3 separate regions of the Homo sapiens genome follow, and regions 1 and 3 are each linked to region 2. A link is a contact called in ENCODE Hi-C or POLR2A ChIA-PET data. All regions are on one chromosome and are shown on one strand. The core of a region is the stretch at or near the end of the contact, and the rest is flanking DNA. Distances in the headings are between cores, read along the strand shown.

Region 1 (4,553 bases), core at 2,030-4,529, 210 kb before region 2:
TGATCCTCTCACCTCAGCCTCCCGAGAAGCTGGGACTACAGGCACACACCACTAGGCACAGCTAATTTTTGTATTTTTTGTTGAGATGGGGTTTCACCATGTTGTCCAGGCTGGTCTCGAACTCCTGAGCTCAGCGATCCAACTGAGTATCCCAAAGTGCTGGGATTATAGGCATGAGCCACTACACTCGGCCTGAACTTTTTTCTTTTTTTTTTTTTTAATAACAAGCACATACTAATTTTGTAATTCAAAACAATTATAATAATGTTAATAATAGCTAAACTTGGTAGAGGGTTCCAGAACTGTAATAAGAGCATGATTTACATGAATTTCTTTATTTACTCTTCACTACAATGCTGTGATTAAGATATTGTTATTCCCTGGGTTCATTCCCCAGCACCTCTTAAAAAAAAGATACTATTATTATGTCCCTTTTACAGATGAAGAAACTGAGGCAGAGAATGTATTAATAGATAAGCCGTGACAGAGCTCATATGTGGCAGAGTTGGCTAAAAAGATATTAAAATACTAAAACTGCAAAGAGCCGGGCGTAGTGGCTCAAACCTGTATTCCCAGCACTTTGGGAGGCCGAGGCGGGCGGATCACGAGGTCAGGAGATCGAGACCATCCTGGCTAACACGGTGAAACCCCGTCTCTACTAAAAATACAAAAAATTAGCCTGGCATGGTGGAACGTGCCTATAGTCCCAGCTACTTGGGAGGCTGAGGCAGGAGAATCGCTTGAACCCTGGAGGTAGAGGTTCCAGTGAGCCGAGATAATGCCACTGCACTCCAGCCTGGGTGACAGAGCAAGACTCTGTCTCGAAAAAAAAAAAAAAAAAACTGCGAAGAGTGCTATTATCTGAAAATGAATAACAATTACTATTCCCAATCTCAGAAAATAATTTGAAAGTTAGTATTAATTGAAGAAAAAAATTGAACCAGAGCATGTTGAACTCATTAATTATTAAATCATTAAAATAGATACAGCAGACAACCCTGTACTGAATAGCTGTGACCCAAATCCTCTGTGTGTTTTAGAAACATCTCTCATGTGTGTTATAACAACCCCAGTGTCAGAGTGCCTCGTTGCTAAAGTGGCTTTCTTAAAGCCCAAGCCATGGAAAATCACTAATAAAAGCATAAATGAAAGAAAAATGTGTAATTAAGAAACTCAGATGCCCCAACTCAATTGAAGTAGAAAATAATCTGAAGACATCGCTTTCCTTAGGCTTATTATCTTTAATTGGCTTCCTCCTTTGTTGTGGATGGCCATATAGACTCAGGAGAGAGGCAAAGTGCTAACTTCATGTCTCCTGCAGGCCGCAGCACCAGCTCCTGGGGCTCCTGTTGTTCCTGTTCTATAAAAAGGAGGCAGCCGGGCACGGTGGCTCACGCCTGTAATCCCAGCACTTTGGGAGGCCGAGGCGGGTGGGTCACCTGAGGTCAGGAGTTTGAGGCCAGCCTGGCCAACATGGTGAAACATGGTCTCTACTAAAAATACAAAAATTAGCTGGGTGTGATAGTGGGTGCCTGTAATCCCAGCTACTCGAGAGGCTGAGGCAGGAGAATTGCTTGAACCTGAGAGATGGAGGTTGCAGTGAGCCGACACCATGCCACAACACTCCAGCCTGGGTAACAGAGTGAGACCCTGTCCCCCCCTAAAAAAAAAAAAAGGAGATAATAAAACCTTTTCTCTGAAAGAGAAAAGCACTTAACCTGCTGTCCACTAATAGTGTCTAGTTGTAAATACTCATTATCAGTAAGTCCTTACAACTGACTGAAGTCAGCATACTTTTCAGAAAAACGGTGAGCCAGATGTTTCTAAACTTCCAAAGGGCAGAGCCAGGCTCTCAAAAGGATGAAGTGGGTGGCTACCCACTAATACCCACAAATTACCTGATTCCTATTTAACAGGTAATTTGAACAGCACAGGGTAGAACATCCTGCCCAAAGTATCTTTTTCACTCTACGTACTTGCAGTTCCACCATTAGAAATGCATTCCTGGACAGATGTGGTGGCTCACGCCTGCAATCCCAGCACTTTCAGAGGCCGAGGCAGGTGGATCACTTGAAGCCAGGAGTTGGAGACCAGCCTGGCCAACATGGTGAAACCCCATCTCTACCAAAAAATACAAAAAATTAGCCAGGCATGGTGGCACACGCCTGTAGTCCCAGCTACTCAGGAGGCTGAGGCAGGAGAATTGCTTCAACCTGGGAGGCAGAGGTTGCAGTGAGCCTAGATTGTGCCACTGCACTCCAGCCTGGGTAACAGAGTGAGACTATCTTAAAACAAAACAAAATGAAATGCATTTCTTTGAGTCCTGTGGAGTCCCCCTTCAAAATGCAAATACTTTCACATCAGCTCTCTGCATAGGCAGTAAGTTTGAAGCTGGGTTATTAGAATGATGCCTAGAAGTCTCTCCCAGAGTCAGGGGGTATCGGAGGCTTCTCAGGAGGGAGACACAGACCTTCTTGCCTAGAACCAGCCCTATGGATCTAAGGGCTGGAAGACTTCCAGGTCAACATAACCCACAGAAACAAGCCCACGCTGACAATCTACCTTCAAACAGCAAGGAAATCTCAACTCTGGCTGGGTTCTCCCTGACATCACATCCTTCCCTACCTGAAAACAGCAGTTTCCCAACAAACAGCAGCTACCCATCAAAGCAGACCAGTGACTCCATAGCAGCTTTTCGGTCTTCTGGTGCACAGCCCTGCAGACCCACAGAGCTGGGGCTCTGGCAGTACTTAGATGCAGACATAGCTTTCCAGGCAGGACACCTGAGACTTTTCCTTCCTCTGAACCCCAGAGGACTGGCTTTTTTTTTTTCTTTTTAATAATATTGTCATTACAGATTTGCTAATCTTTTCTATGGAGCATTAGTCAGTATTCTGCTCTCATTAAGGATGCCAAGGTCCTAATGCCTTTTCCCCTTTACAAAATAACTTAGCCATGTTCACATTCTCTTAGCATGTAATTTACCATCCCCTAAGGCCCAAGGCCATTCTTATGAGCCCTGGGCATGAGGAGATTTTCTTTTTTTTTTTTGGGATGGAGTCTCGCCCTGTCGCCCAGGCTGAAGTGCAATGGCGTGATCTCAGTCATGGCATGAGCCACTGCACCCAGCAGAGGAGATTTTCATAACAGGAAACAATTCATGTGTATTTAATCTGCAGATTGCATGGAGTGGGGGTGGGGTTGTGGCAAAGAAGGAACAAACAAATTGCAAATGTTTAGATATCTTCTGCACCCACAGCCACTTCAGACGTAGACAATCTGCGTCCTACCCTCTTCAGAGAATCATCTCAGAGATTAATAGCATTAGGACTTTGAACTCTGAGCAAGGGCTTAGTCACCCAACCATGTTGCAAAAAGTAGTGAGAGTGTCCTCTGAATTAAGGTGATAAGAAAAACTTACCACCAGCCTTCCCCTAACAGTTGTCCGTAATGTCCCTTTCAGAAACTTCTGAGTTTTTCTACCTCTCTCTGTGTCTGATGTTGCTTACTTGTTTTACTTGACAAACTTAATGAATTGAACATACTTTTAAAATTTGTATTTATTTTGAGACAGGATTTCACTGTGTCACCCAGGCTGGAGTGCTGTGGCACGATCATGGCTCACTGCAGCCTTGATCTCCCACGATCAAGTGATCTTCCTGCCTTAGCAGTCCACCCTATTCTCCCTCCCCACTTCCCACCAAGTAGCTGGGAATACAAGGCATGTACCACCATGCCTAGCTACACAGGGAGTTTCACTGTGTTGTCCAGACTGGTCTTGAACTCCTGGGCTCAAGCAGTCCTCCCACCTCAGGCTCCCACAGTGCTGGGATTACAGGCGTAAACCACCATGCCTTGTCTATGCTTTTTTTTTTTTTTTTTTTAAGATGGAGTCTCGCTCTGTTGCCCAGGCTGGAGTGCAGTGGCATGATCTCGGCTTACTGCCACCTCTGCCTCCCAGGTTCAAGCTGTTCTCCTGCCTCAGCCTCTCTAATAGCTGGGATTACAGGTACATGCCACTGAGCCCAACTAATTTTTATATTTTTAGTAGAGACAGGGTTTTGCCATGTTGGCCAGGATGGTCACGAACTCCTGACCTCAAGTGATCCACCCATCTCAGCCTCCCAAAGTGCTAGGATTATAGTTGTGAGCCACTGCACCCGGCCTATGCTATTTTTAGTAGTAATTAAACTGCTTTTTGCTGACCATCCCTTCATTTCTTTCCTCCTTATGGATCTGTAGGGAAAAAGTTCCCATAATGACAAAGTCAAATTAGAAGGGACTCCTTTGCGTGAGAAGACAATAAAAAGTCAAATAACTCTATTCTCAAGAACTGCCAGGGAAAAGTCACTCATAGGGACAACAACTCCTTTGTAAATTCATCCTCACCAGCTGCACTCACTCAACAGAGTCTGGTCTTTTAGCCAAATACAGGCTCCTCCCCTCCACCAGGATTATTTTAAATTTCCCTCTTCTCCTTCGCAGCTGTTGACTTGCTTCCTCATGCAATTAAACATCCAAACCCATCCAGATCTGGGCCACCTGCTCCTCTT
Region 2 (4,183 bases), core at 894-3,393:
CCCTGTGCTTTTTGAGTATCTGTGGGCTTGAGGGTGGGGTGGGTGGGGTGAGTGTCTTTTCTGCCAGTCATTGCTGCTTTCCTGGAACATTCTTCCTCCTTCCCATAACAAACTGTTTCTCCCACACCCTGTGGTTACCTTCATCTACCAAAGCCTGGGTACAAACATTCTTCCTTGGAGATTTCACTTTCTGAATCATTGCCACTTTCTCTAACACTTTCCTGTCCTTGGTGATATCAGTAGCTTTGTAAATAATATTTCCAAAATACTGGCCTCTCAGTTTCCTGCCAGTGATCCTGTCATCTCCCCAGCCTTTCATTCCCATGGTCATATCCCAGAGCTCTCCTATCAAATAGCGACACCCTTTCCATAACGGAAATGACATGAGTCCCATTCCCCTCCACTGTTCACTCCCCCTGGCACCCTCCCTGTGCTGAGGCCACCAGTGCATCCATCCCAGCTTCTCTGCTCATGATCCACCTAATCTCATGCTCTCACTGACTGCCCTGCCAGCTGTAATGAGACTGTCAGCTGCTGGAATCTCTTCCTTGTGTGTGCTCAAGGCCCTTGCCCTGTCTTGCTCCATCACATCCCTCTTATTATTTTCATCTCACCTCCAAGTCTGAATCTGCACCCACACAGCTGAACCTGGCTGGGGAAAGCAAGCAGCACCTAAGGTCCCTCATGGTCATGGCCACTAACTGGCCTCAGTTGACCCCAAATCTATGACAGTTCCCTTCAACCTCCCATTCTCCTAGATGCTATTTTACTATCTGTAAAAGGACACAAAAGACCTCCACTTTGCTAAATTCATTTTCCCCCTGAATATATCACTTAGGAAAGTTAATGATACCCTGTTTTCCTGATTTGTAAAAGGCAGATAACGTTGAATATAACTTTACACAACTTAGGTAAATCACATATCAAAAGTCTGCTTGTCAAAAATTAGAGATGCTGGCTGGGCACGGTGGCTCACACCTGTAACCCTAGCACTTTGGGAGGCCAAGGTGGGTGGATCATTTGAGCCCAGGAGTTTGAGAACAGTCTAGACAACATGGTGAAGCTCGGTCTCATTATGTTAAAAACAATTTTAAAAAATTAGAGATGTTAGGCCTGGCATGGTGGCTCATGCTTGTAAACCCAGTGCTTTGGGAGGCCCAGAGGGTCACCTGAGGCCAGAAGTTCAAGACCAGTCTGGGCAACAAAGCGAGACTCTGTCTCTACAAAAAAATAAATAAATAAAAAATAAAAATAAAAACTAGGGGCTGTGGTGGTGCTTGCCTATAGTCTTAGGTAATCAGGAGGCTGAGGTGGAAGGATCGCTTGAGCCCAGGAGTTTGATGCTCCAGTGATCCGTGATTGTGCCACTGCACTCCAGCCTGGGCGACAGAGTGAGTCCCTGTCTCAAAAAAAAAAAAAAAAAAAAAAAAAATCACATGCCAAATATGCTCTGATAGGATTTGGAATTTTCCACATTAAAAAGAAAGAAAGAAAAAAAGGCCAGGCGCAGTGGCTCATGCTTGTAATCCCAGCACTTTGGGAGGCCGAGGCCGGTGGATCACCTGAGGTCTGGAGTTCGAGACCAGCCTGACCATGGAGAAACCCCATCTCCACTAAAAATACAAAATTAGCCAGGTGTGGTGGTGCATAACTGTAATCCCAGCTACTCGGGAGGCTGAGACAGGAGAATCGCTTGAACGCGGGAGATGGAGGTTGTGGTGAGCCGAGATCGCACCATTACACTCCAGCCTGGGCAATAAGAGAGAGACTCTGCCTCAAAAAAAAAAAAAAAAGAGAGAGAGAAAGCTCTGCCTGTTTACCCGATCCTAAGCTGAATGTTGCTAAGCTGAATGTCGCATCTGTGCCTGAGCTGGGTGGGTAAGCATGAACTGCTGAGCCTGGGGTGGTGGAGAAGACCTGGATTCCCTGTGGCTGTCCTGTCAAGATGAGAAAGATGTGCAGCAAAGAGACTGCGGCCGATAATCTTATGAACTTTTTTCTGACAATAAATTGCTAATTACTGTTCTTACTAATTCCAAGCTAAGGGCCATTCTCAATTGGTGTAGGATTGAGCGTATACATAATCACATAACCGAGACTTCCGCAGTAGAAGCTGAGACGCGCGCGCCACCTAGAGGGAGCCTTGTGTGCCGGGGGAGTGTGGGCCGTCAGGGAAGCAGGTTCTCTCTGCCTCTACTCGCTGTGCGTGCCATTACCAAGGTGCCTGAAGGTCTAATTCTTTCTTTCCCCATCTGTAAAATGAGGATAATAATCACTATGACAGATGGCTGCAGTAAAGTTTAATGCGACCATGCCTGTAAGGCATCGATAATGTGCCCCAAATCGTCTAAGTTTTCAGGAAATAAACAGCAGCAATTATAACACATGCAAGCCATGAACCCAAGTAGGTCATCTGCGCTGAACAAACCCTTTCATCGAGTATCGTTGACTTCTGGCTTCAGGTGCGACATACACACTCTGCACCAAAAGGTGAAGAATTCTGGCCACACTCAGTGGCTCACGCCTGTGATCCCGGCCCTTTGGGAGGCCGAGGCGGGAGGATCGCTTGAGCCCAGGAATTCAAGACTAGCCTGGGCAACATAGTGAGACCCTGTCTCTATTAAAAATAAATAAATAAATAAATAAATATTTTTTTTAAAAAAAGGTGAAGAATTCTGAACTACATAATCTCCTGTTACCCTTTGAATCTCTTCATCTACCTCAGAAATGCTGCGTGTGTTTGCAACACATCATCATAGAAACAGGCATCATGACCGTTTAAGTGTAGGGCTTTCCAGGATGGCAGAGGCATTATTAGAGGGCAGATTAATTGCTGTCATCTCAGTGTGCAGGAGCTTGAAATGCTGTGTGCATGTGCTGCCATCTTGTGGTACCTTGGGGGAACATGTATCTGATTATTCTGGAGTCGCTAGCTGACTGGGTGAGTTCTAACCTTTTTGAGCAGGGTTACATGTTACATACATATACACGGTACATAGGCACCCATAAAGCCACACCAAAAATGGTGTCCCAGACAGTGGGTTATTTCACCCATCAAATTATTCACAGGTTACTCTAAGTGTGGGAGAAGAGAGGACAAGGCACATCCGTGCCTAAGGAGGAAACACATGCCCCTTTGCAGACCCGGGGGGCTGTCCTGTGGAGGGAGGCCCTGTTTCCTAAGTGCTTCCGAGGGAAGCAGATCTAGGAAACTGAAGGCCTTAGAGATTCAGCTCAAGATGTACCAACTCTAGACTGAACTCCTCAGTTCTGCTGGTGTGCCAGCACTGCTCGCTCCCAGCCCCTCAACACACACCTTAACTCATTCTCTGGAAAGCTACACACATTCCAAGTAAGAGCGTGGCAGTGTCAGTCCCCAGGCTGCTCTGGACATTCACACACTGAAGGGCATTGGGGTTGTGTCCAGTTTGGGACTATTATGCATAAATCAGCTATAAACACTTGTCTACGGGCTTTCGTGTGAACTAAGTTCTCATTTCTGTTGGCTAATTCCGAGAACAGTTAAGTATTAGGTCATATGGTAGTTGCATGTTTAGCTTTTATTTTTTTTTTTTTCTTTCTGAGATGGGTTCTTGCTTTGTTGCCCAGGCTGGAGTGCAGTGACATGATCATAGCTCACGGTTGTCTCTAATTCGTGGGCTCAAGTAATCCTCCTTCCTCAGCCTCCAGAGCAGCTGGGAGGCCACCACACCTGGCTTATTTTTAAAAGTTTTTGTAGAGATAGGGGGTCTCCCAATGTTACCCAGGCTGGTCTCAAACTCCTGGGCTTAAACAATACTCCCACCTTGGCCTCCGAAAGTGCTGGGATTACAGGCATGAGCCACTGTGCTCGGCTGCATGTTTAATTTTGTTGTTGTTGTTTTGAGATGGAGTCTTGCTCTGTCACCCAGGCTGGAGAGCAGTGGCACAATCTCGGCTCAGTTCACTGCAACCTCCTCCTCCCAAGTTCAAGCGATTCTCCTGCCTCAGCCTCCCAAGTAGATGGGATTACAGGCAGGTGCCACCATGCCCAGCTAATTTTGTCTTTTTAGTAGAGACAGGGTTTCACCATGTTGGCAAAGCTGGTCACCAACTCCTGACCTCAGGTGATCCACCCGCCTCAGCCTCCCAAAGTACTGGGATTACAGGCGTGAGCCACTGTGCCCGGTCTTTTTACACTGTT
Region 3 (4,619 bases), core at 1,865-4,364, 140 kb before region 2:
GTCTTTGGTTGGGTTCATCCAATGGGAAGCACCAGTAGGAGTCAGAGGGGAGGAGAAGAGACAGGCAGGGGGAATTAACTCTCTTCCTCTCCTTGCCTACTCCCTCTTTGCCAGGGGTTTGCAGAGGCTGCATTTGTTCACTGAAGACCACAAGTACTGTCGGTAACCCTCTGCTACAGTGGCAAGTCTTTCTGAGTTCTGTAGCAGGGGACCTCCAGTTGCTACCCCCAAGATGCTTCACCATCCCTTTCTGGGGTCCCTTATTGCAGCCTCTACATTTGCAAAGAGAACTTTTATGAAATTGTCTTCCATGACCCCGTTTGCACATGCTTGTCAAGGCCCTGAATGATGCACGTATTTATGTGGGGAGATTTAAAACTATGCTCATTAGTTGGCTGGGTATGGTGGCTCACGTCTATAATCCCAGCACTTTGGGAGGCTGAGATGGGAGGATTGCTTGAGGCCAGGAGTTCAAGACCAGACTGTTCAACATAGCAAGACCTCGTCCCTATTATTTAAATAAAAAGAAAAAGAAAAAAAGAAGAAAATAAAACTATGCTCACTAATGATCTCTCTCAGTTCAGGAAGCTGGTTACCTCTGCAAAAGGAAGTACAAGAAAGGATTGGGACAGGGTGGAAGGAGTTAGCTGTAGTTGCATAGTTTTTTTTTAAATTTAATCTAATTGATTTATTTCTTTGACACCGAGTCTAGCTCTGTTGCCCAGGCTGGAGTGCAGTGGTGAGATCTCGGCTCACCGCAACCTCCACCTCCTGGGTTCCAGCAATTCTTCTGCCTCAGCCTCCCGAGTAGCTGGGATTACAGGCATGTGCCACCACGCCTGGATAATTTTTGTATTTTTAGTAGAGTCAGGGTTTCACCATGTTGGCCAGACTGGTTTCAAACTCTTGATCTCAGGCTATCCACCCGCCTCAGCTTCCCAAAGTGCTGGGATTATAGGCGTGAGCCTCCGTGCCCAGCCAGTTTTATTTTTTTTAATAAACTTTTTTTAAAAAATCACACCAGAATCTATTGTGTAAAAATGTTCAAATCCATTAAATCTGAGTGGTTAATCCATGGGTATCATATCATAATGATTATTATTTTTGTTTTGATTGCATTTTTTTTTCTTTTTTGAAACAGAGTCTCCTTCTGTCGCCCAGGCCGGAGTGCAGTGGCACAATCTCAGCTTCCTCCAACCTCTGCCTCCCAGGTTCAAGCGATTCTCCTGCCTCAGCCTCCCAAGTAGCTGAGATTACAGGCAGGCACCACCATGCCCAGTGTACTTTTTGTGTTGTTAGTAGAGATGGGGTTTCACCATGTTGGCCAGGCTGGTCTCAAACTCCCAACCTCAGGTGATCCACCTGCCTCGGCCTCCAAAAGTGCTAGGATTACAGGCATAAGCCACTGCGCCTGGCCTTAAAATATTTTAAAAAATATTCTCCTTGCATAATGAGGTTTAAAAAAATGAAGCGTTTCCTAATTCAGAATGATACAAGGGTGTCACCTGAGGCCCAAGATGGATTGCATGCGTTGGAAAGTTCTCCCTCACCTGGGACGCCCCAGATCCTTTCTTCACCAGCACCTTCTTCAGAGACACAAGAGAGGCTGAGCATGGTGGCTGACACCTATAATCCCTACATATTAGAACGCTGAGGTGGGAGAATCACTTGAAGCCAGGAGTTTGAGAGCAGCCTGGGCAACATAGCAAGACCCTATCTCTACAAAAAAAATTTTTTTTAATTAGCCCAGCATGGTGGCATGTATGTAGTCCTAGAAACTCAGGAGGCTGAGGCAGGAGGATTGCTTAAACCCAGGAGGTCAAGGCTGCAGTGAGGCAAGACTGCACACTGCACACTCCAACCCGGGCAACAAGATAACTTCTATACACGTAGATGAGGCAGTTCCGCCTCTTTGCCTAAAGATTGTGGGAAGTGTGCAACTGCAATGATAAAAAGGACACTCTATGTGACAGCAAGATAAAATTGGCTCTCAGTCAACTGTGAAAGGCATTGCATGGGTGACAGATGAGTGTTATTAACAGAACAGATTATTTGCTTCTTTCTATTTCTGCAAATTATTCTTGTTAACTACAATCTAAACTCGTCTGTTTCCATGTTGTTGAGGAAGTTCTCTGTGTAGCCAAAATAGACACAAAACACTGTTGAAAATTGCACAATTGCTCAAATTCCTTGAGTAAAACATTTGGTACTCTTGAAATCTTCAAACTAGAGTCAAAGCCTATATTGCCTTGCCCAAGGTAACTGGTGTATGCATATGTGTGTGTGTGTGTGTGTGTGTGTGTGCGCGCGTGCGCATGCAAGTGCCTGCATGCAGCAAACAAGTTACATTTATTTCTGTAAAAAAGTAAATAATACTGAAGTGTAGAGTTGATATGACAGCTTTCCTACCCCAGCCTTATCCCAGTCCTTTCCTTTATCAGAAATAAACACCGCTATTAATGAGACATGTTTTCTACTGGGCCATTTTCTATGCATATATAGGCATACCCACATATATTACCTTTAGTATTAAGGCTTTGATATCATGTTTGGTGTTCTACAACTTGCTTTTCTCTAATATGCAAAAGTTTGTATTTTTATTGATAAATTACTGTGAGACACACACAGTTCAAAATGTTGTGTATGGCCAGGCAAAGTGGCTAATACCTCTAATCCCAGCACTTTGGGATGCTGAGGCGGGTGGATCACTTGAGCCCAGGAGTTCGAGACTACCCTGGGCAACATAGCAAGATCCCATCTCTACAAAAAAATAAAAATTAGCCAAGCACAGTGGTGCACTCCTGTATTCCCAGCTACAGTCCCAGGAGGCTGAGGTAGGAGGATCATTTGAACCTGGGAGGTCAAGGCTGCAATGAGCCATGATAATGCCACTGCACTCTACTCTAGATGATAGAGCAAGTCCCTGTCTCAAAAAAAAAAAAAAAAAAAAAACACAGTGCATGTATTGCCCCATTTAATTCTCATTAACAGCCCTAGGAGGCACATAATACTATCTTTCCGATTTTACAAATGGGGAAGTGGAAACTTAGAGCGCTTTAGGCGGCTTCTCCAAGGTCTGACAGACAGGAAGTTTCAGAAACATGATTTGAATCCAGACAGGCCCTCAGTGGTTACCCCTGAGCTATGTTGCTCTATCTTGCCATGTCACCACATATAGGTCTTTCTAATTGTTTTAGGTGCTGTGTGGTTTTTCAATAGAACAGACCAATCATAGTTTACATAACCATTCTTCCATGCTAGACATTTGTGTTGTTTCCAGTGCTTTATGACTCATGCCTCTTCTTGTACACACCTCTTCATGCACATGGGCAAATATTTCTCTGGAATAGATACCTGAAATTGGAACCACTGTGTCATAGGGCATGCATACCTAAAGTATTGACATATACCACTAAGTTCTTTTCAGAAAGGGCTCTGCCAATTTTCAGTTCCACCAACAGTAGGTATACACATAGATGGTTGGTATTATTAGCGAGAATAACCATCCTCACAAACTCTGATTGCTAGTGATTTTTAAGGTATTTTCTAAAGTGATAAGCAAAAAAAATTTTTTTGGCAAAAAATATTTTATTAATGGTTGTGACCTCTATTTCCTTCGTTTTTAATGAGATTAAAATCTTTTCATATATTTATTGGACTTTTTTCTTCAACTTCTGTAAATTGCTGTTATCTTTTGTTCAATTTTCTATTGATTGTTTTTATTTTTCTTATTGACTTGTTTTATATATATGTATACACACACACACACACACGTATATGTATATAATGATTAAAATTCTTTTCCTGGCCAAGCATGGTGGCTCATGCCTGTAATCCTAGCACTTTGGGAGGTCAAGGTGGGCAGATTGCTGTAGCCCAGAAGTTTGAGCCTGGGCAACATAGCGAAAATCTGTCTCTACAAAAAATACAAATAATTAGTTGGGTGCGGTGGTGCGTGCACCTGTAGTCCCCGATACTTGGGGGGCTGAGGTTAGAGGATCACTTGAACCCAGGAGGTCAAGGCTGCAGTGAGCTGAGATAATAGCACTGCATTGCAGCCTGGGTGACAAAGTGAGACCCTGTCTCAAAATAAATAAATAAATAAAAATGTTTTCAGAAAAATAAAACTCTTTTTCTGCTCTGCACATTGTAAATACTTTTTCTCAGTTCATCTGCTGTTAAGTTCACTTTTGGTGTCTTTGACTCAAGAAATGTTTAATTCTCATGAAAACAAATTCAATGGTCTTTTTGGGGGGAGTTCAGGGGTTAAGTCTCACTCCCCACTTTTAGAAAAACCTTTGTTCCTTACAACAAAAGTAAATATATAATACATGTTTATTGTAGACAATATAGGCACTACAGATAAATGAAAAGTAAAAGTAAAAATCAAGTATAAACCTATCCCTCAGTTACAAAGATTATTAATATTTTGGGTATTTCCTACTAGTACTTTAAACATAAGAACAGATATAATTCAATATTATGTATATTTAAAAACAGATATGGCCGGGTGCGGTGGCTCACGCCTGTAATCCCAGCACTTTGGGAGGCCGAAGCGGGCGGATCACGAGGTCAGGAGATCGAGATCATCCTGGCTAACACAGGTGAAACCCCGTCTC

What was found. Hi-C counts contacts between places; a loop is a spot of excess contacts on that map. ChIA-PET counts read pairs that join two places held with the same protein, here RNA polymerase II (POLR2A). Pooled maps may share reads with other maps.
Region 1: a pooled map shows a loop between it and region 2 (4-fold over the local background). The contact joins two enhancer-like sites. A Hi-C loop is called at or near these places in 6 of 50 pooled maps. POLR2A ChIA-PET finds 5 or more read pairs at or near these places in 8 of 52 experiments (GM12878, HepG2, OCI-LY7 and 5 more).
Region 3: a loop to region 2 is called in a pooled map, with 4 times the contacts of the local background. The contact joins two enhancer-like sites. A Hi-C loop is called at or near these places in 6 of 50 pooled maps. POLR2A ChIA-PET finds 5 or more read pairs at or near these places in 2 of 52 experiments (GM12878 and activated CD4-positive, alpha-beta T cell).

What each region holds. Positions count from the first base shown.
Region 1 is chr20:5,736,202-5,740,754 of GRCh38, reverse strand. No RefSeq gene overlaps it. Among named protein-coding and RNA genes, the nearest start is that of SHLD1, 12 kb to the left of the region's middle. Within about 2 kb of position 3,279, at least 7 of the 41 ENCODE cell types and tissues checked have a DNase peak (open chromatin) inside an H3K27ac peak, as active enhancers do.
Region 2 is chr20:5,527,776-5,531,958 of GRCh38, reverse strand. No RefSeq gene overlaps it. Among named protein-coding and RNA genes, the nearest start is that of LINC01729, 20 kb to the right of the region's middle. RefSeq lists enhancers at 1,849-1,918, 2,558-3,099. Within about 2 kb of position 2,143, at least 2 of the 41 ENCODE cell types and tissues checked have a DNase peak (open chromatin) inside an H3K27ac peak, as active enhancers do.
Region 3 is chr20:5,672,971-5,677,589 of GRCh38, reverse strand. No RefSeq gene overlaps it. Among named protein-coding and RNA genes, the nearest start is that of GPCPD1, 64 kb to the right of the region's middle. Within about 2 kb of position 3,114, at least 6 of the 41 ENCODE cell types and tissues checked have a DNase peak (open chromatin) inside an H3K27ac peak, as active enhancers do.